3 separate regions of the Homo sapiens genome follow, and all the other regions are linked to region 1. Evidence: chromatin loops called from intact Hi-C (ENCODE). Cell type or tissue: psoas muscle. All regions are shown on one strand. Each heading gives the region's core, and the rest is flanking DNA. Links, peaks and the distances in the headings are about the cores only.

Region 1 (7,533 bases), core at 1,929-5,928:
GGCTCAAGCAATCCTCCTCTCTCAGCCTCCCAAAGTGCTGGGATTACAGGCGTGAGCCTCTGCACCAGCCAAGATTTAAATCTTTAATCCACTTTGATTTTATGTTTGCATAAGATGAGAAATAGAGGTCTAGTTTCATTCTTCTGCATATGGATATCCAGTTTTCCCAGCACCACTTATTGGCGAGACTGTCATTTCCCCATTGTATGTTCTCGGCACCTTTGTTGAAAATGAGTTCACTGCAGATGTATGAATCGGTTTCTGGGTTTTCTATTCTGTTCCATTGGTCTATGTGTCTGTTTTTATGCCAGTGCCATGCTGTTCTGGTTACCATAGCTGTACGGTATAATTTGAAATAAGATAATGTGATTCCTCCAGTTTTGTTTGTTTTTTGCTCAGGGTAGCTTTGGATATTCTGAGTCTTTTGTAGTTGTATATACATTTTAGGATTCATTTTTAAATTTCTATTTCTGTGAAGAATGTCATTGGTTTTTGCAGACTTGTGGAGGCACCACATTGGTGGTCTTGGATCAGACCTGGAGGAATTGTCTGGATTAGCAGGCAGAGACTGACTTCTTCCCTTACTTTCCCACAAATGAAGTCTCTCTCTCTTTGTGCTAGGCTGCCTGGAGTTGGGAGAGGAGCAATACAACACCCCTGTAGCCACCACCACTGGGACAGCACTGGGTCAGACCTGAAGCCGGCACAGCGCTGTGACTGCCCAAGACCCCCACTGTAACAACAACCCAGCTGCCACCTATTTCACTCAAGGCCCCAGGGCTCTCCAATTAGCAGGTAGTGAAGCCAGCCAGGCTTCTGTCCTTCCCTTCAGTGCAGTAAGCTCCCCTGGTCCCTAGATGCATTCAAAGGTGCTGTCTGAGAGCCAGGGCTCTCAGTCATAAACCTTATAAATCTACCTGGTGTTCTGTTCTACCATCGCTGAGCTGGCACTGAATCCACCCGGCAAATCCCTTCCCACTCTCCCCTCCCCTCTCCCCAGGCAGGGTAGTCTGTTCCCACCTACGACGTCATCACAGTCTCATGCGGATTACTGCCAGCTCACCACTGATGTTCACTTAATGCCTCAGGGCTCTCAGTCAGCTTGTGGTGAATGCTGTCTGGCCTGGAACTCACTCTTCAGGACAGTGGGCTCCCCTCTGGCCCAGGCTAAGTCCAGAGATGCCATCTAAGAGCCAAGGCCTGAATCAGGGACTCCAACAGTCCACTGGGTGCTCTTCTCCACTGTAGCTGAGCTGGTGTCTAAGCTCCAGAAAAATCCTCTTTACTCTGCCTTCGGCTTTTCTCAAGCAGAGGGAGTCTCTCCTCACAGACACCACAGCTGGGAATGTGCGGGGTCACACCTGATGCCAGCACATCTCTGAGTCTCACTCGAGGCCCATGGCATGTACTACCTGGTTACCACTGCTGATTATTCAAGGCCCAAGGGCTCTTTAGTCAGATAGTGAAGAATCCTGCCATTACTGAGTCCTTCCCTTCAAGGAAGCAGGTTCCCTTGTAGCCCAGAGTTTGTCTAGAGATGTTATCCCAAAGCTGAGACCTGAAAGGGGGGTCTCATGACTCTGACCAGTGCCCCCTCCTACTGTAAGCTAGTATCCAAGATGCAAGACAAAGTCCTCTCCTCTCTCCTCTCCTCAAGCGGAAGAAAGAGGTCTCTGTCAGAGCTGCGAGCTGCACTGTCTAGGGTTGGAGGAGGGGTGGGCAAGCACTCCATAGCTGCCCTAGCTGCTGTTTCTCTAGGTCACATGCCCCCAAATACACTGGCTCCAAGCGCGGCACAGCACTAGGACTTGCCTAAGAGTTGCAGTCCTTGTGGCTTAGACAGCCTTTCAGGTTTATTAAGGACCCCGAGTACTTTATCCTGCAGTAGCCAGGCTTTCCACAACTCAAGTTCCAACCACTGGGATAAACAATTCCCTTCTGGCTAGCACTAGTGTAAATGTTTCCTCTGTGGGTGGGCACTAGTGTAAATGTTCCCTCCGTGGGTGGGCACTAGTGTAAATGTTCCCTCCGTGGGTGGGCACTAGTGTAAATGTTTCCTCCGTGGGTGGAGGCATCAGATGAGTGCAACCTTGTTTTGCTTTCTGCTACAACAAGGCAGCACTGAGTTCAGTGCAAAGTCCCACAGCTGCTGTGCTCTCCCTCCGCCAAGCACGGACTCTCTCCTCACCACAGGTCCACTGCTGAGGCTATTCCTGTGGGGAGCACAGCTGGCAGAGATTTCTACTTAGCCATCAGGCTCCACTTCTGTGGCTGCATACATTCTGAATGACAGTCTTACCTACAGGCAAATGTAAAACAAACAAACAAACAAACAAAACCTCGCGCCACTGCCTGTCACGATCTTGATCTTCATATGAGGTGTTCCTTCATATTTTCCTAAGCGTCACCCACAAAGCCATTCTCACTGTCCAGTGGGCACTCTGAGAGCCTTTGCTAAAAATGCCTCCCTGGCTCACCCTGCCTACCAGCTCCAAGGCCCTTCCCTTTACAGCAGTCATGAGGCCAGACTGGAAGAAAGACCCCATGAAGCTCATGTTTCTGTGTCCAGTTGGTGCCATCTGTGAGCAACCCCCTGACTCAGCAAGATTTATTGCACTCTCATAGGTAACTCAAGGACCCCAAAGTGCTGTTGTGGTTGTATGAGTGCCCTAGGAAGCTCTTGAGTGAGGTGAGCATTGGGTGATGTCCAGCAATGCAATGTTTCTCAGACTGCCTGAGGAGAGCTTCTAACTCATCAGCCCAATCTCTAAACACAGGCAACACTCCTGGGGGAGGGGATAGGGGCACAGGGATCTGTGGCTATTCTGTATGTCAAGGTTTCTATAAAACAGATCTTCAGATAAAGGCAGCGGAAACACCAGCAAGAGCAAATGCACAATGTATGACTCAGGGTGAAGCTACACATTTTTCACAGTCTAGAGGCCCTAGACCTGTCAGCGGCCAATTATTTCAAAGGCCAGACATGTGCACCTTAAAGAGAGACTGGAACTTGCAGACGGCCTCTAGAAAGCCATAAAGATATTTACTGTACTATTATGTTCTGGTAGTATACTTGGAAGATAACTGCCAAAAATCACCAGAAAAATACTTTTCAATTTATGAGCAGATTATTACAAGAGCAATTTACCAAGACCTACCAATGAACAATGAAAACTATGAACTGTTATTCTAAAGCTAATAGAAAGATGTGGTTTTCATGTCCATTTCCATCATCTGCACAATGTAACCTTTAAAAATATTTCTTAAAGTGTTAAGTTTATGGGAGCAAAAAAATATTGAAAAATTATCAGAAAGTTCACAAAAACCTTACAAACTCACATGTCATCAGATTAAATGTTCTCAGAGAGCCTGCAGTTTTTCACACTCCCTGCAACCTCATGGTCATCGCTCCACAGCAAGATAAATGGGTGACAAGACAATCCTCTTCTAGTTTGGTTGGACAAATGTCAATATCAGCATAACTTTCAAGTCTTTCTATGTAAATCTGCAAAATAGAGCACTGGCCTTTGATTTAGCTTAGTTTGAGTGCTGTAATAAGAACTCTTAGGAATGACAGGTTTCTTCTGGTTTTGACCAGAAAGTAAGTGCCTTTTATTCTTATGTTCTACAGAGACTTTGCTTGATCAGGCAGAGCAAGAGGCCATATCACAATCATAGGTCAGATACTTCTGCTACCTACTGTGCCCATAGAAATGTACAGCCCAGTTTTAGTCACAAGAATGATGGTCATCTCAGCCAAGGGCATCATGAAAAGAGGCAGTGTTGTCACCTTCACACTCATAAAAGGCAGCACACACACAGGCCCAGTGTGGATTTAAAGTCATTCAGTAAATCCTCAAGTGCCTACCACATGTAATGTCTGACACCTAGCTGGTAGGCAGATGGGAACTTTACAAGTACGTCAAGCTTGAATATGTAAAACCCATGTGATAGTGAGCAAATGTTAATCTTTTCACAAAAACTTACCCTTCTATATAGGGCACTAGCTTAAAAAACTGCGGTCAAGAGAGCCCCCCAGTGGCTGCTGTGCAGAGCAGCATGGCAGGCGCAGGTCTCTGAGGTTGTAAAACATTCCCCATAGTCAGTTGTTGGCTTGATAAGGAATGCACGTGTATAAAGAATGGTCCTTCTTACAGCCCCTATTTTTCACATCTTCATGATCACATCATAAAAATTGTTCTGTCTTACATCATCTGCAACTTAGACAATTCTGTTGGTTTTAAGGTGGAAACAGCTGCCAGTCTATGTATCCCTGGGATTCCTCTAACCCTGCTAAGCAGGGTTACTCATGAATTACTTTACATCTATCAATCATCTGTCCTACAAAGAACTGGGCAAACCTTCTTGGAAGGCCAGAAGGTTTTGCAAAAGCTTTAGGAAAGGGTTATGGCTGAAGGCAGCCTGATCCTCTTACCTTGAGTTAATAGTAAAAAGCAAATAACAAGGGAATGTAGAGGAGTTTATCTAAATAGCTTGTTTTCTCATTGTTGTCCTAAGACTGACCTTTGATCATTCGCATGCAGGACTGCTCTCTCTGGGGAGGGCGGGAGAAAGGGAGCAGAATCTCTGTAAAATGTGATGTTCAATAACCATTTGTTTTTGAAAACATTTTTGAGGTTGGTAGCTTAGATCTGGCAATGTTCTCCCATCTAATAACCATCAGACAAGAAATAAACTTGCTTAGAATAAACTTTTTTCCTTTTGTTTTGATTTAAAGAGTTCAAGTAGCTCATGGATATACTCTTCTGCAGAGCACCCTCTGAGGTAACAACACCTCGCAGCTCACCTTTAATCTTTACTCAGCTGTTCACTTTGCCCAGAGAGTGGGAGAAAATCTTCACAATCTATATATCTGACAAAGGACTAATATCCAGAATCTACTACGAACTCAAACAAATCAATCTCATCAAAGAAAAAAAACAAACAATCCCATCAAAAAGTGGGCTAAGGACATGAATAGACAATTCTCAAAAAAGATATACAAATGGCCAACAAACATATGAAAAAATGCTCAACATCACTAATGATAAGAGAAATCCAAATCAAAACCACCTTACTCCTGCAAGAATGGCCATAATCAAAAAATCAAAAAATAGTTGATGCTGGCATGGCTGCAGTGAACAGGGAAAACTTCTACACTGCCGGTGGGAATGTAAACTAGTACAACCACAATGGAAAACAGTGTGGAGATTCTTTAAAGAACTAAAAGTAGAACTACCATTGGATCCAGCAATCCCACTACTGGGTATCTACCCAGAGGAAAAGAAGTCATTATATGAAAAAGATACTTGCACATGCATGGTTATAGCAGCACAATTTGCGATTGCAAAAACGTGGAACCAACCCAAATACCCATCAATCAACAACTGGATAAAGAAACTGTGGTATGTATCTGATGATATACTACTTAGCCATAAAAAGGAATGAATTAATGGCATTTGCAGCGACCTGAATGAGATTGGAGACTATTATTCTAAGTGAAGTAACTCAGGAGTGGAAAAACCAAACATCGTAGTTCTCACTCATAAGTGGGAGCTAAGCTATGAGAATGCAAAGGCATAAGAATAACACAATGGGCTTTGGGGACTTGGCGGGGAATGGCGGAGGGCAGCGGGGCAAGGGATAAAAGACTACAAATGGGGTGCAGTGTATACTGCTCAGGTGATGGGTGCACCAAAATCTCACAAATCGCCACTAAAGAACTTACTCATGTAACCAAACACCATCTGTTCCCCAATAACCTACGGAAATAAAAAACAATCAGCAAAAAGCAAGAAAATTCGTTAATGCGCATGGAAACCTAAGATAATTAACATTAAATTTAAATATGTTGAATCAATAAGAGAATTCGGCAAGAAGCAATGTTAAGGGATAAAAACCAAAAGCTTTTCTCTAACACCTGCAGCACCGGGCTCGACCCGCCTTAGAACCCTCACGCCTGGGGGCGCCAGGACAGGGCTCACAGGTCAATGGGTCGGGTAGGCTGTAAAGAGACAAGGTGGAGGTTCCAGGTTGAAAATGTATAAAATTGTAAAGTAAATTCAAAGTTATATCATTTCAATGCTAAATACTTCAGTAGTGATCCCTTTTTTTAAAAAAAAAATTTCTACAAAATTCTTAATTTTTTTTCACAGTTCACAAAAGTAATGGTACTTTTTTTCAATATTTGCAATTCCCAATCCATATTCAGCTTCCCAATTGTCTCCGAAAGTCTTACGGAAAAAAAAAATGTTGGTTCAACCGGGAACCAATGGAGGGCTACTCTTTGTATTTGTCAGTAGCGTTTAAGTTTTAACCTTTAACTTCTCCCTGTTCTTGGAGAGCCTGAGCGGGAGACTTCATAAAAACTCCATCCCCGCCAATTCTGAATCGCCGAAACGTGAGGAGTCACGTCGAAGGCGGACGCAAGAGCTTATGGGAAATGTAGTCCTGAATGAGTCTGGTTCGCCGCGCAGCACTCTGGGATGGGGCTCCTGGGCTCCTTCTGCGCCTGTGCAGCCAGAGCCCCGCCTCCTCATTTGGGTTCTCGAGACTCCCGGGAAGCGGTTTGGGAAGCTCGGGGGTCGGCTCGGAAAGTAGAGGGGGCGCAGCTGGGGCGGGAGGACAGCGTTTGTGCCCGGAAGCGGGAGAGGAAGCGGGAAGTTTGTGGGATCCCCGCCCCCTGTGTCAGTGGATGCGACCGGGCGGGCCCTCGGCCTTCCCGGCCGCTGGAGAGGGACTTCGGCCGCTGGCTCCCGGGGCGGCTGAGGCTGAGCGTTGGTCCGGAGCAGGTGCCGGGTGCGGGCCGCGGTGTGCGGGACCGGAGCCCGGCGCGAGCGGCGGCGGGGGTGGGGAAAGCGCATTTGTAACGCGGGCGACAACGTGCCCGAAATCCCCGGACGGTGGGTCTGCATCGAGACCCCGAGCTCTGGAGCTGGAAAAACCCGGGTAAGTTCCATCTCTGTCAACTGGAAGCCGAGGCGAATGTAGGGACGTGGATGAGAGTCAGGTTTCTCATCTGAAAGTGAGGGTATTAATAATGACTGCTTCATGGCGTTGGTTTAAAACTTTAAGTCACCACCTGTAAAGCAAACAGCCGACTGTAGGCTACTAAGCCATGAGCGGACTGCTGCTGTTATATTTAGAAGACACTTTGTTCCATTCGTTGGGTGCCTATGTATACCTCACAACCACATCTGCATTAAATATAACTGAGGCTCAGGTCACAAGCTAGCAGTGAGGGAGCTGGGGTTCAAAGGCAGGTGTGATTTATTTCCCGTTTCAGGCGCTAATATCACACCTGCCTAAAACCAGCATTGCAGCCTTCACAGCACTTAGCAGAATGTCATGTCCCCAAATACTCAGGGAGTGGATGTAGATGGAATCTTACCATGTGTCAAATGTAGTCTGGATTTCTGGTGTGTCTTCAGATCTCTTGGGTCAGACAGGTTCCTGGCCCCTTCTGCATTGTCAGGGTGTCTCTCTTTTAAGTCTGATGTAAAGAATTCTAAGAGTCAGATTTTTGCCACTAAC
Region 2 (7,533 bases), core at 1,563-5,562, 180 kb before region 1:
AGGAATCAGGAAGTTCTGCCAACTCCATTTTATTAAAGGCATAACCAAGGCTTGGTTGCTTCACTAACATGTGACTGTTCTAAAAATTATCACTCATCAAAATTATTTTGCAAAGAAATAGGAATAGAAGAGTAGGGAAAGAAACAAATATTTAAATACAACTGTCCTGGCTAGTAATACCACATTTCTGTAATGCATTTTTTTACAGATGTGTATAAATAGATATAAATAGGTGTCCTAAGTTGGAGCAATAACGTCTTCCACCCTCTTGCTTATTGGCTTTCTCCCATATTTCTTCTGCATTTACATATTTCTGGTATAATTTTAGATTTGGGGCACACTTGGTTTGAAAAGGGTCTATGTTTTCTCCACTACTTTTGTCTCACATTCCAAAAAACAAAGGGGATGCCATTCTTCAGGGCAGCACCTGCCACTCATCTGCTGTCAGGCTATTGCTTAAGGCACAGATCTTAATGGCCTGGCAGGTTTCTCCACCCTACAATCTTAGGGAGCTGTGGCCCAAGGGCAACTGTAAAACCCACGTGTTAGAATAACTTAGCTTTCTTGTGATAGACTGAGTAAACAAATAGACAATGGCCATAGTATATGGCAATAGAACTCTGACCCACAGAAGAAATGAAGCATAATATCTGCAGAGACCAACTCAGAACAGTCAGGACTTACTCAGTGGCTGACAGCTTCCTCATTTTTGCCTCTGCTTCCAACCCAGGACAAACCAGAAAAACCAAATATACTCCACAAACAAATCACATAAGACGCTCCATCTCTAGTTATCCCTCCTTCAGCTTCTCCATGACGACACTCTGCAAAGAGGACATAGCTGAAGTTGCCCCCTTTTTCCCCTAAAGCTTTTCTTCTCCCTCGTCTTTGAATTATCTCCTTTGTTATAGCAAGTTCTGAATATATGGCCTCTGTTTGTTCTTAGGTGGTGGTCTTCATTTATTTCCACATGTGAATGATGATTGTGTTCAACACAATGATTAATTTTTAAAAAAGAAAAAAAACAGCTATTTGCAGTACAAGATGCTTTTTTTTTTTTTTTGAGACGGCAAATTTGCAGTACAAGTACAAGATGCTTTTTTTTTTTTTTTTTTTTTTTTGGGACGGCATCTCGCTCTGTCACCCAGGTTGGAGTGCAGTGGCGCATGCTCTGCTCCGCTCACTACAACCTCAGTCTCCCAAGTAGTTGGGACTACAGGCATGCATCACCATGCCTGGCTAATTTTTGTTTGTTTGTTTTGTATTTTTGGTAGAGGTGTGATTTCGCCATGTTGCCCAGGCTGGTCTCAAACTCCCAGGCTCAGGAGATCCACCTACCTTGGCCTGCAATACAATATACTTTTGTATTTTTTATATAACCACCTGACAGCTTTGGCCCCTAGTTGTATTTGAGAGGGAAAAGCTGCTATTTATTTAAAGGAAGGACATATAATTATTAATAAATTGATTTTTAAAAAGATGTATTTGCCTGATGGTGCTTCTGAAAAGTTGTCAGTTTAATTGTTTTTAATTTGTTAAAAGAAAATCCATAGCCAAATTAAATTTAAGAGAATTTAATTGAGCAAAAAACAATTCGTGAATCTGGCAGCCTCCAGTGCCAGAGTAGGCTCAGAGAGACTCCAGTGCAGCCACATGGGGGAAGATTTATAGACAGAAAAGGGCAAGTGAGGCACAGAAACTGCAGGATTGGATACAGCTCCATGTTTGCCTTATTTGAACATGGTTTGAACAACTGAACCTCTTTGATTTACAGAAATTCGGGGATAGGCACAAGAGCAGGCTACAGTCTGTTTACACCTCCATTTAGATTACAATTCGCTATGTACAGAGAAACCTTTAGGCCAAACTTAAATCACATGGGGAGGCAGCTTTAGGCTAAACTTGATTTCACAAATTTTCAAATTAACAAGTAAAAACTGTGGATATTATTCAATTTAATCTTTAAGAGTTTATTAATCAATATGCATTATAACTTCATTTTTGTAAAAACAAAAAAAGATATGCCTAGAAAAGGGTTATGGAGAGGGCACAAGGGACGTTTATTTTCTAAAACATATTTTTTATAATGGATTTTTTTATATAACTTTAAAAAGAATTAGAAACGTTTCTGAATTATTAATGATTTCCTTAAATCTTTAGCTACATATATTTCTCCATAAAGAGCAGTTCCTCAAACTGCATCACCTCAACCCTGATATTATATATTTTTATTTTTATTTTTATTTTTTGAGACAGAGTTTCGCTCTGTCACCAGTCTGGAGTGCAGTGGCACGATCTCAGCTCACTGCAACCTCCGCCTCTCGGGTTCAAGCAATTCTCCTGCCTCAGCCTCCTGAGTAGCTGGGACTACAGGCGCCCGCCACCACGCCCAGCTAATTTTTGCATTTTTAGTAGAGACAGGGTTTCACCATGTTGGCCAGGATGGTCTCGATATCATGACCTCGTGATCCGCCCGCCTCGGCCTCCCAAAGTGCTGGGATTACAGGTGTAAGCCACCGCGCCCGGCCGGTATTAAACATTTTTAAAGTAAATTTATTAAATCTCAAAAGAAGCACACTTTGAATACTGAGGAAGAGACGTTGTAACCCATAAGCAGAGAGTAGGTAAGTAAAAGCAATTTCCACCACTCTCAGACTGGGCGTAGTGGCTCACGCCTGTAATCCCACCACTTTTGGGAGGCTGAGAGGGGAGGATCGCTTGAGGCCAGGAATTCAAGAGCAGCCTAAGGAAACTTAGCCAAACTCCATTTCTACAAAAGAAAAATTTTTAAAGCAATTTATTTCACCATTCTCAACGCTTTTCTCTTTTTTATTAACCAAATATTTCTGTAACTCTTTTTTTTTTTTTTTTTTTTTTTTTTGGTATTGAAAGACATGGGAGAAGGAAGAATTCCTGAATGCAACAGACTGGGAAGGACGCACCACAAAACGCTCCGCGGTCTCTGGACACCCTATCAGCTAGTCCCGTCCCTCCTGGTGTCCGGTCTCGACCATCCATCCCGTGTTTTGGGAGTGCCTTTCCTTACCAGATTCTTCTAAAGCCCTGATGCACCCACCCTTAAGTGGAAGGTAATGCTTCTGCTGGGGGCTGTGCGTTCTTCCACTCCGTCCCACCTTTGCCGTGGACTAAACAGGAGCCACTGAACGAGAGTACCCTGGCTCCCGGCCCTGCAGATTTTCACCAAAAACTCTAGGACTAAGTTAAAGTAGGGACTGAAATACCACACAGAGCTCGCTGTAAACCACCCGCTCAGCGCAGTAAGTCGGGATAGTCAGTAGATCTGAGCCCTTGAGGGAGGCGCCTCCCCCTCCTCCGCGCAGCCCCCGGGCGCCCGGCCCAGCTTCCCGCAGCCAGGGTGTATTGAGGTAGGCGCGCCCAGACCTGAGACGGGTTGGGACTGGGCTGCGTCACGCGCGGGCTCTAAGCGCCCGGGGCCCCGCCCAGTGGCCGGCACAGCCAATCGCAGCGCGGGAAGGCGGTGGGGGCGGGGAAGGCCGCCTGGAAACTTAAATCCCGAGGCGGGCGAACCTGCACCAGACCGCGGACGTCTGTAATCTCAGAGGCTTGTTTGCTGAGGGTGCCTGCGCAGCTGCGACGGCTGCTGGTGAGCGCCCCCGACCAGACCGAGGGACAGGGCGAAGGGGGACTGGAGGAGGGAACCCCCCTTTAGGGACACTGAGAGGAGGCGGGCGCTTCTGGGAGTGAGAGCTTCTGCCCGGAGCTCTGCCAGCCTCGAGGTGGGGAACGGGGGAGGGCGGTTGGAGACCCCAGGGAGGCGCCGGCACCACTGGGAGGGCCCGGGCGGGGCAGGTCAGTCATCCTGTGGGCTGAAGCCGGACCGGACCGGGCGGCTTCATGCCCCCAGCCTGGCCGCGGAGCCCCCGCTCCCTGCACCGCCGCAAACATTCTCGGGGCGCGGCGGCGCGTGCAGAGGGCGAGAGCAGGCGGTGCGGCCCCGGTCCTGGCCCGCCCGGAGCTCCGGGAGCTGCCTGCCTCGGTCCGGGCCCTGGCCCTGGGGCCCCTGGCTTCCAGCGGCGCGGCCTTGTGACCCTGCCCCGGTTTAGGGGAGCGAGTAGCACAGACCCAAGTGTGGGACGGCGGGAATAGTGGGTGCTCTCCTTCCCAGTGTCTCCTGGAAAGGGATTCCCGAAAGGTTTTATTCCAAAAGGAGAGGTTGGAAGACATAGCTCATCTCCTGCTGTGTATCAGCCAAGAAGGTGTGAGGTGGTGTTCCTTGGGGATCCGCTTGCATCTACTTGGGATGGTACGTCTTCATTAGTGAGGTTTTGCCTGGATGACCTCAGTACAATTGGTGCAAAACCTGGACCAACTCTTTCCTAGTTTTCTAGTTGTTGCCTTAAGCTTCTCACCCGTCAGGTATCTTTCACACCCTTCTCATACCCTAAATTATCGCATATGCTGTTTCAACGCCTCCAACTCTGCAGGCTGCTTTTAATTTTGGTGGGCCCATCAAATACCTCCACTTGGCCTGTTTCAGCCTCTTCCACAGTCCTTGGGGAAATGCTAGGGAGAATAATTGAAATATTTCTATTCCACGGGGGCTGTAAGATGGCTTTTTAGGATTGGTCTAATCAGATACTCATTTCTTTTCTCTTTCTAGGTTTTGAAACATGAATCTTTCGCTCGTCCTGGCTGCCTTTTGCTTGGGAATAGCCTCCGCTGTTCCAAAATTTGACCAAAATTTGGATACAAAGTGGTACCAGTGGAAGGCAACACACAGAAGATTATATGGCGCGGTTGGTAACATCTGAAACTGTCCAGAGGGACTCTGGAGAGAATGGTCCTCGCTGTTGGGAGTTGATAGCCAGAGAGTAGCTTCTAGACACCAGACCTTACCAGGCAATAACCTAACAGCACCCATTATAGGTGCAATATGGGCATATATCTCCATTGTGTCTTGGCTTGGAGAACAGCTCCCAGAGAAGTATCAACCCATCCCTGGCCATGGTTTCTCTTCCATTTCTGCCCGCAAATCGGCTTGGTGAACATGGGTTGGGTAAGTAGACATAAAGTCCACCAGCTATATGTTTGCCTCTAGAATGAAGAAGGATGGAGGAGAGCAGTGTGGGAAAAGAATATGAAAATGATTGAACTGCACAATGGGGAATACAGCCAAGGGAAACATGGCTTCACAATGGCCATGAATGCTTTTGGTGACATGGTGAGTGTGGCAAGGATTGCTGAACTCTGTGCTGCTTCTCAGTTCTTCACCAAAATAGTCTTGCTTTTAACATTTTATTTACTTCTCCTTGAAGACCAATGAAGAATTCAGGCAGATGATGGGTTGCTTTCGAAACCAGAAATTCAGGAAGGGGAAAGTGTTCCGTGAGCCTCTGTTTCTTGATCTTCCCAAATCTGTGGATTGGAGAAAGAAAGGCTACGTGACGCCAGTGAAGAATCAGGTGAGACAGCGTCAGATTCAGACCCTGTCTCCACAGGAAAGCCAAGAAGGAATTGGTGTCATTGCTGTGGTAGATGGTGGCACAACATATGGTGATGGGTTTTTTGTATTTTTGGTTTTTGGTGTTTTTTTTGTTTGCTTGTTTGAGACGGAGTTTAGCTCTTGTTGCCCAGGCTGGATTGCAATGGCGTGATCTCGTCTCACTGCAACCTCTGCCTCCTGGGTTCAAGAGATTCTCCTGCCTCCACCTCCCGAGTAGCTGGGATTGCAAGTGCTCACCACCATGCCCAGCTAATTTTTGTGTATTTTTAGTAGCGACAGGGTTTCACCATGTTGGCCAGGCGGATTTCAAACTCCTCTCCTCAAGTGATCTGCCCGCCTCGGCCTCCCAAAGTGTGGCGATGGGTTTTTTTTTTTTTTAAAGAATATTAAGGTAATTCAATTATGGGGTACTGTATTTGTATTGGTCTTGTAAATTTACAGCTTTTTTTTTCTCCCTTTTTAGAAACAGTGTGGTTCTTGTTGGGCTTTTAGTGCGACTGGTGCTCTTGAAGGACAGATGTTCCGGAAAACTGGGAAACTTGTCTCACTGAGCGAGCAGAATCTGGTGGACTGTTCGCGTCCTCAAGGCAATCAGGGCTGCAATGGTGGCTTCATGGCTAGGGCCTTCCAGTATGTCAAGGAGAACGGAGGCCTGGACTCTGAGGAATCCTATCCATATGTAGCAGTGGTAAATGGAGCTCCTTATCTTGTCATTCGTGCTCTGCTTTTGGAAAGTGGAACACTTTCAGAGATAACAGATACTTTTTTCAGAATTCACATTTTATATGGTAGAATCTACATCTGCAAACCGTGAGTATTGTCATTATAAATTATTAGCCTTTGGCCAGGCGTGGTGGATCACCTGTAATCCCAGCAGTTTGGGAGGCCGAGACAGGCGGATCACGAGGTCAGGAGATCAAGACAATCCTGGCTAACACAGTGAAACCCCGTCTCTACTAAAAATACAAAAAAATTAGCCCGGCCTGGTGGCGGGTGCCCGTAGTCCCAGCTACTCAGGAGACTGAGGCAGGAGAATGACGTGAACCCGGGAGGCGGAGCTTGCAGTGAGCCAAGATCGCACCACTACACTCCAGCCTGGGCCGCAGAGCGAGACTCCATCTCAAAAAAAAAAAAAAATTATTAGCCTTTGCACAGTTCTCTGGTGAGATGGTCAACAGCTAATGGTTACCATATAAGTACCATTAGATGGTTAACACACAGCTGTTCTTGCTTTTACATAACATGGAGAATAAGCAAACCATTCTACATATAATAGAACTTTATCCATTGTGAAAAATTTTTTATGGACAGATTGACCTAGGGGTTCTCATTGAAGAAATGTCAACTAATTTTTCATTTTCAAATCAACAAATAGCATTTTATTTCATGGGACGATTTATAAGGGTGTTGATTTGGAAATCCTAGGTTGCAAATTGCTGAGTGTTTCGGTTCTAGAACTAATGTTCCCCAGGAGGTAGATGGTAGTGATCAAGTCTCTCCCCCTTTAACTTTAAAAGGATGAAATCTGTAAGTACAGACCTGAGAATTCTGTTGCTAATGACACTGGCTTCACAGTGGTCGCACCTGGAAAGGAGAAGGCCCTGATGAAAGCAGTCGCAACTGTGGGGCCCATCTCCGTTGCTATGGATGCAGGCCATTCGTCCTTCCAGTTCTACAAATCAGGTAAGTGTCATTTTATTATAGAAATTTAGGCAGAATTGGGAAGCATCACTGTGATTGATTCTTGGATATGACATCCTGCTTTGCAGGAATGTAGTATTTTGAGAGTGAGCATTTAACATAGTGATGTTTGCATTTGACATGAGAAAATACTTAGTTATGTTAAACTTCTCATAAATATTTTTAAATGGCTATGTAATTGTATAGAGACAACCTAATTTTCCAAACTATTTTCCAGTTGTTGGGCCTTTTTTTCTCAAAGTTTTTTACTACTGTAATTAGGACTGTAAAGAATCCCCTTCAAGTTTTTGTTTGTTTATTTTGGTGCTATTTTAGACTGACATCCTAGGAACAGAAAGGGATTATGC
Region 3 (7,533 bases), core at 1,563-5,562, 540 kb before region 1:
ATTATGTTGCTTAGGCTGGTCTCAAACCCCTGACCTCAAGCAATCCTCCCACCTCAGCCTCCTAAAGTGTTAGGATTACAGATGTGCGCCACCAGGCCTGGCTTGAAGTTATTTTTATCAAGATCAATTTTTTATGTAAATGACTTGATATTTTGGGGATCCACATCATAATTTACTGACTGTAGATTCTGCTATTGTAAGCTTTCTTTAGGGATTATTATTCCTACCAAGTCAATTTTCCTTGGTCAAATTATGCATATCAAAATGTTAAATATACTTTTCTTCCATCAATTTTCAGTCAATGATAAATTTTACCACGTGCAGTTTTAACCATTATCAGTTTTTGCTATAGACTGTTTGTGTCCCCCCAGATTCCTGTTTTGAAACCTGTCCCCCAGTATGATGGTATTTGGAGGTTTGACCTTTGGGAGGTGATAAGGTTGTGAGGGTAGAGCCCTCATGAATGGCATCAGTGCCCTTACAAAACAAGCCACAGAGAGCTCCCTTTCTGCCTTCTGCCATCTGAGGACACAGTGAGAAGACAGCTATCTGTGAACCAGGGGGTTGGCCCTCACCAGATACCAAATCTTCTGGGACTTTGAGCTAGGACATCCCAGCTTCCAGAACTGTGAGGAATAAATTTCAGTTATTGATATGTCATCCCGTTTATGGTGTTTTGTTGTAGCAGCCTGAATGGACTAAGTTTTATTTTGGGTGGATTCATTTTACTGGTAATATTTATTATGAGGGTCAAAGTGTCCTTGGGGTGAATACATTGTACTTTTAAAATTTACAGACATTCAATTTTGACCCAGCTTTTTAGGGACATGCTGCTTGTCTTAAAAGCTTCACAGCTCTCAGCCCCTCCCTGCCCCATTTATGAAACAGGAAAGGATGTTCTCAGATTTACTTACAAGGTACAAACAGATGAAAGCCAACACAGTGGTTCTAGACATTCTGCTAGGGAGTTGAAAGCAGGGGTCCCATTCATATATCCTGGTTTGGAACCAAGCTTTTTCTCTCTCTGTGAATGAATAAACAGTGAGAAAAGAGAGGCTGTGATAGGTAAACAAATGCCCAATTCATCTGAAAGCAACCCCATCCCTTCCTCTCTATCTTGGCATTTACTGTAGAGAGAGAGCACTGTTAGTTTCCACGGTTTTCATTCTCCTCTTATTCTTACATGCAGATGCTCAGTTTTATTCAGGACAGCAATTCACCAACTAAAAGACTAAAAAGTTCCCAACCTCTCTTGCAGCTAAGAATGACCTAAGTTCCAGCCAATTAGATGTGACCACAGTGTGGTGTGGGACTCTGGGGAGACTGCTCAGATGGAAGTGACCCAGCTGAGAGGGCCCCCTTTGCCCTGCCTTGCCTGCTCTCTGAAATGCAAAAATGGTGGCCGGTCGAGGCTGGAGCTCCAGCAGCCACATTGGACCATGAGACCGCATTGAGGATGGAAAGCACATACAAGATGCTCGAACAGAAACACATGATTTATAAACTTCTGTGGTGGTCAGTTCAAGGTCAGTATGGATGGCCTGTCTCTGTAAAGTATTGATCCTGGGTGTGTCTGTGAGGGTGTTGCCAAAGGAGATTAACATTTGAGTCAGTGGGCTGGGAAAGGCAGACCCACCCTTAATCTGGGTGGGCACCATCTAATCAGCTGCCAGCACAGCTAGAATATAAAGCAGGCAGAAAAATGTGAAAAGAGAGACTGGCCTAGCCTCCCAGCCTGCATCTTTCTCCTATGCTGGATGCTTCCTGCCCTCAAACATCAGATTCCTAGTTCTTCAGTTTTGGAATTTGGACTGGCTCTCCTCACTCTTAGCTTGCAGACAGCCTATTGTGGGACCTTGTGATTGTGTAAGTTAATGCTTAATAAACTCCCCTTTATGTATACATCTATCCTATTAGTTCTGTCCCTCTAGAGAACCCTAACTAATACATGTCACTATTATTTTAGGGATTCTAGTATATGTAGCCATAGTGAATGTTAACCAAATTATGAGTTTTGCCATTGCTCATTGTGTGACTTTGGACAAGACACCTACCTTCTCTGGGACATATATATCCCCGTGTGCCTAGTGGCAGAGGTAGATATGGGGTCTATATGTATGATTCTGAGATCGGGTGCTTTTATCTTTCTGACATCCAACTCATCTTCTATTGAAGACAGCACCTCAGTTTTTTTCTTAAGAAACTACCCCTCCCTGCCCTCACTCTTAGTGCTTAAGTGAGACTGACACCACTTCTTGGCTCCAGTGGTGAACATGTGACCCAGGCCCCTGCAAGTGTGGGAGGCACAGAGCTGGCTGCATGAGACCAACCTTGCCTGGGGCTCCCTTGTGTACTGCACTTGTGGACACAGTGAAGGAGGAACTCACCAGCATGTTCTCTTCTTGGTCCAGACACAGGGCCCCTTGAGCATGCCTGGCCATGGGCACTAGGCCTGGCTGTTATATGTGGTGTCCCTCAGCATCTGCCCGAGTTAGGGAGGCTTCTTCACCATATGCACCTGAGCCACCCCACCCTGACACCCCGTCCTGTATTGATGGAACTTGACGCTGCATCCTCACTGAGCACACTGAGGCAGTTTCACACCCATCCCCTCATTGTGCATTTGGGAAACCGAATTCCAGAAAGAGACAGGGCCTGGCTTAGACCACAGAAAATGCACAGAGTCTAAAAGGTAAGGGAGGGCTCCAGCTTCCTAGGCCAGTGCTGAGCCTCCTCCCAGAGGGAAAGAAGAAAGAGGTTGGAGGCAGCTCTGTTATGAGTCAGTGGCATCGGCAACATGCTCAGGAACCCAGGGCATGAGCAGGGCAGACATAGGGCTCCCTAAGGGCCCCAGCACAGCCTTGAGAGGCCAGGGCCGGGGTCCTCAGGCCATTGGTCTGGGCACCTGGAAGTAGGATGAGCCCTCCCTGCTAGTGCGGACAGAGACTATGGGAGAGAAAGCCTCCGTTTCCTCCTGTATTAATTGGGGTGCTTGGGTGAGTGACCCCAAGGGTTCCACATACTCAGAAAGTGTCTGTTGATATGGCTTATCCATCAGTGCCCATTGTGCTCTGAGACCCTGGGAAAATGCTCTCCACTCCCTGGACATCATTCAGAGCAGAGTTAGGTTTGGGGCTTGGGTGATGAGGGCTTGCTATAGGGCAGAGGGTGCCAGAGCGTCGGACACCGTGTCTGTGGTCCAGGAACGAGGCTGATCCTTGTTGGATCCTGAGTCTGCATTTGGAAGTAGGGGGAAGCATTGTCCTGGCCGAGATAAGGATGCTTGACGCCAAAGGAAGTGGAGGCAAAAAGGGGTCAAGGGAGGCTTCCGAGGTTCCTCACACTGCCCTTTGGAGCCTGCGGACCTGCTCCTTTGCCCCCTGGAGACCCCCAAAAAACCACTGCCTTGAGGTCAGCCAGCCGGAGTGTGTGACTTAAGTCGAGGCGCTCTGGCCTGGGGCTGCAGTGCTACGGCTGGCCACCAGGAGGCGGTCAGCCTCCTGTGTCCGCGGTGCCTACTCTGCTTTACCAGCAACTGGTGCCAGGGAAAAGTCACGCAGAGGTCACGCCTGCCGTCCTCCTTCCTCAGGTCTGACTCACACCTTTTATTTGCATTGATCATCTCCACAGTCTTAGCTGGTCAGAAGGTGGGGAGGTGGAAAGTCTGCGATCCTCCCATTTATTCATGCAGCAACTACGCCTGAGCACTCACCCTGTGCAGGTGCCCCAGTGGGCCCAGCATGCTGTGCTGAGATCAGCCAAGTGGTCCCTGCTCTCCAGGAGCTCACAGTCTGGAGGGGGAGATGGACAAAGGCATGTGAAAGAAAAGAGCAAGTGCTGTAGAGAAAATGAAGTCGAGTGCTGAGAGGTGGGCCTGGGAAGTCACTGGGTGGGCCTCAGAGGGGCCTTACTTTTATGCTGTGAGCAGAAGGACCAGAGGGAGCCAGCCCTGCACACATTTGGGAACAATGTGTCAAGGAGAAGGCACCACTGAAGCAGAGACTCCCAAACAGAGGTGGGTTTGGCAGAGGAGGTTAGAAAGAGCAAGTGTGTAGGCTGGGTGTGGTGGCTCATGCCTGTAATCCCAGCACTTTGGGAGGCCGAGGCAGGTGGATCACCTGAGTTCAGGAGTTTGAGGCCAGCCTGGCCAACATGGTGAAACCCCATTTCTACTAAAAGTACAAAAATTAGCCAGGTGTGGTAGTGTACACCTGTAATCCCAGCTACTTGGGAGGCTGAGGCAGGAGAATTGCTTAAACTTGGGAGGTGGAGGTTGCAGTGAGCTGAGATCGTGCCTCTGCACTCCAGCCTGGGCAACAGAGTGAGACTCTGTCTCAAAATAAATAAATAAATAAATAAGAAGAAGAAGAAAGAAGAGAAAGAGCCAGTGTGGCTTGGGGAGTGTGGCTTGGGGGAGCCCTGGAGGGAGGATGGGAGAGGAGGGAAATGATGGCAGGGCCAGATCCTGGGGCCTGGTAGACTAGGTGAGTTACCCATTCTTCTCACAACATTAGCAATGTGAAAGTACAAATATTTAATATCTCACAGTCTGTGGATCAGTAACCTGGGCATGGCTTACCTGGGTGCCTCTGCCTGAAGGTCTCCCATGAAGCTGGGACTGTGGTCTCAACCGAGGCTGGGCTGTGGGAAGAGCTGCTCCCAAGCTCACTCATGTAGGTATTGGCAGAACCAGTTTGGACTAAGCCTGAGTTCCTTTCTGTCTGTTGGCCTGGATGTTCCCCAGTTCTTTGCCATGTGGGCCTCTATGTCGGGTAGCTCCTGACATGAAAGCTTGCTTCCTCAGTTAGAGGACTGTGACAGAGGCAGCGAGAGGAGGAGGGACAGAGAAGGACAAGGAAAGGGAGGGAGAAACACAGGAGACAGCAAGTACGAGGGAATTGGTGCTTTTTTTGTAACTAAATATTGGAAGTTGCAATGGATTGAATGTTTACGTCCCCCAAAAGTCATGTGTTGTTAGCCAAATTCCCAATGTGATAATATTAGGAGGTGGGGACTTTGTGAGATAATTAGCTCATAAAGGTGGAGCCCTCATGAATGGGATTAGTGCCCTTTTCAAAGGGACCCCAGGGAGCTCCGTCACCCTTTTTCAACCATCTGAGGACACAACAAGAAGCTGGCAGTCTGCAACCCTGAAGAGGGACCTCGGCAAAACTGGACCATGCTGATACCCTGATTTCAGACTTCCAGCCTCCAGAACTGCAAGGAATACATTTCTGTTATTGGTGAGCCACCCTGTCTGTGGCACTTTCTTATAGCAGCCCTAACTGACTCAGACAGGAGAGACAACCCGTCACTTTGCTGTATACTCTTAGTCAGAAGGGGAGTCAGTAACCACTTTATGGTTAAACAAGGGCATGAATCCCAGCAGTGAGGTTCATTGCAAGCTGCTGTGCATGCATGCAGACTACCACATAGGCTGGGATGAGACACCTAGGTCTGATTCTAAATATAACAGGAAACCACTGGAAGGCTTTATGCCACAGGATGACCATATACCAGTTTCATTTTATGTTAACTCTCTCATGGTGCAGAATGAGAAATGAGGCCCAGAGTGGAAGTAACTTTTCCAATATTACACTGTTGGAACCCGGGCATGTCTTCAGTTTAAGTCCGTGCTGCATCCCATCTATCCTTATAATTCTTCCTTCTCTTGAGTTTGTGCATTTGTTACTTGTGACACCAACCTATGAGTGTTATGAGAATTATCTCATGTATGCCTGATGATGTCTCTGGGAAGCAGATGCTGGGATGATTTGCATTGTGCAGGTTAGGGGACTGGAGAGGCTCTGAGAGGTACAGTGAGTTTTCCAGGGCACAGAACTGGTAAGAAAAAGAAGGGTTGGAACCCAGCTGTATCTCCTCAAACCTAGGGCCCTCGCTGCATTTGGGTTTTCCCAGAGGGGGGATGTTGGCAAAATTGTGAACAGTTAAGGAGATGACATAGAGGAGGAGGGTGAGCAGTCAATGGCTCAGAGAGACCTTTGGGGAGGGAGCTCTTTGAAGGAAGGAGCCGAGGTAATGGAACCTTAGAGAAGTGACCTAACTTCCTTGGTGATAGGCCCCAACAGAACTTAGAACTTTGATAACCAGCACTCACATTCTAGAGACCCCCTGTCCAGCTCACTCGATGGGAGCCACTAGAGGGAATAAGATGTTCTCCTGCTGTATCCCGACTTTCTGAGGCTCTGACTCCAGGAAAGCCCGGCACGAGGGCCTTTTCCATTGCTGCAGGCTTTTTGGCTCAGCACTCACTTTTGGCACCTCTGGCCATTTGGCAGGAAGTACCCAAAGGTAACACAGAGAAGTCCGGGCCAGGCCACAACTGTGATCCCACCTGGGCAGCCCCACACCCCTCTCCATCGCCGTGTGTGTGGAGGGAGGCAGTGGAGGGAAGGCAAGGGATGAGCGTTGGGCCCTTCCTGGGCTGGAGCAGGTTGTTGGGTGTTGGAACCCTGGTGGGCCTGGCAAGATGGGAAGGTGAGTGCTGGGTGAAGGACATTTCCCCAGATGTTATCCTGTGCTCCTGAGACTTCAGCTCATTTCCTCTATGCAGTTGCCTACCTGTGCCTTATCTGGGGAGCAGAATTTCTAATGTGAGTTTCCCGCTGCGGTGATGGCCAGGCAGGGCCCTGATGTCTGATGATCTGGCTGCCGAGCATCATTTGTGCAGAGCTCCATGTGAGAGATCAGTGAGGAGCTGGTTGATGGGTTCAACTCCTCCATCTTCCTAGACAAGGGGTAGGTGCACCATGCCACCAATAATGACCAGCACTGGTCTGGAGTGAGAGCGGGCATGGGGGAGGGTGGTGGTGCTGGTGTCTCCACTGCCAGTATCACGAGATGAACAGCCCGGGTCCAGAACCCAGTTTTGTATACAAGGACTCCTGGGGTCTCTCAAGCAGGGCCTTCCCACTAGAGTGGCCCACAGTTCTACCCCGCAGAAATCTGGGCTGCCACTCCTCCTCCACCTGCAAATTGGTAAGGTGGAAAGACACTTCACACACTTGTAGGAATATCAGAGAAAAGACTTTTTCATTGTTTTCATATCACACCAGGCCATGAGCATTTTTGCATGTTGCTACTATTTTTGTTTTTTTAGCCACCTGCCCCAGATATCCCATGTAAGAATCAGCTCCCCTGCCCTTCCAGACCTGCTCCAAGCCTTAGAAATCATCAGGCTTAATAGGGTGGTTTATACACAAAAATGGAGGCGGTGGGGGTTGGTTCAGCTCTTCTTTATGTGTCTCTGCAACTTGTCATGTCCCAGAACACATCATCTTAGCCCACTAGGGCCAGAGCCTTGGCCTCACCTGTCTTCACAATATTCCAAAAGGAGGGCTTTTTTTTTTTTGCCACAGCAATTCCACCTTCCAATGCTGGTGGACCTGGATGTGATTCCATTCTGCTGCCATTTCAGCAGGGCTGCGGGGAACACCTTATGTGTGTCCTATTAGAGAGCACTGGCCTGCTAGGGCTGCCATAACAGTACCCAGATTGTGTGGCTTAAACAAC

Evidence for each region. Hi-C counts contacts between places; a loop is a spot of excess contacts. Peaks named below come from ENCODE experiments on the same cell type or tissue, not always from the same donor. Only the 100,000 strongest peaks of a DNase experiment are listed, where the experiment ranks them.
Region 2: a loop joins it to region 1, with 2.4 times the contacts of the local background. A loop is called at or near these places in 7 of 110 quality-filtered maps.
Region 3: a loop joins it to region 1, with 8 times the contacts of the local background. A loop is called at or near these places in 88 of 110 quality-filtered maps.

The regions. Positions count from the first base shown.
Region 1 is chr9:96,853,503-96,861,035 of GRCh38, reverse strand. ZNF782 (zinc finger protein 782) reads left to right here and starts at 6,522. Exons shown (of 6, transcript NM_001001662.3): 1 at 6,522-6,948. RefSeq lists an enhancer at 875-1,169 and silencers at 875-1,169, 6,750-6,819, 7,100-7,189. In psoas muscle, for the core only: a CTCF peak has its summit at 4,032 (motif pointing left); a DNase peak (open chromatin) is centred at 4,045; H3K4me3 peaks cover 163 bases.
Region 2 is chr9:97,035,163-97,042,695 of GRCh38, reverse strand. CTSV (cathepsin V) reads left to right here and starts at 3,554. Exons shown (of 8, transcript NM_001333.4): 1 at 3,554-3,625; 2 at 4,643-4,778; 3 at 5,081-5,203; 4 at 5,298-5,444; 5 at 5,949-6,173; 6 at 7,003-7,168. The coding sequence starts at 4,653. RefSeq lists a silencer at 3,210-3,519. In psoas muscle, for the core only: no CTCF peak of the experiment used is centred there; a DNase peak (open chromatin) is centred at 3,455; H3K4me3 peaks cover 1,485 bases.
Region 3 is chr9:97,395,276-97,402,808 of GRCh38, reverse strand. It overlaps LOC286359 (a long non-coding RNA gene), which reads left to right and starts at 6,118. Exons shown (of 6, transcript NR_026847.1): 1 at 6,118-6,312; 2 at 6,633-6,759. RefSeq lists a silencer at 3,327-3,514. In psoas muscle, for the core only: a CTCF peak has its summit at 3,484 (motif pointing right); a DNase peak (open chromatin) is centred at 3,488.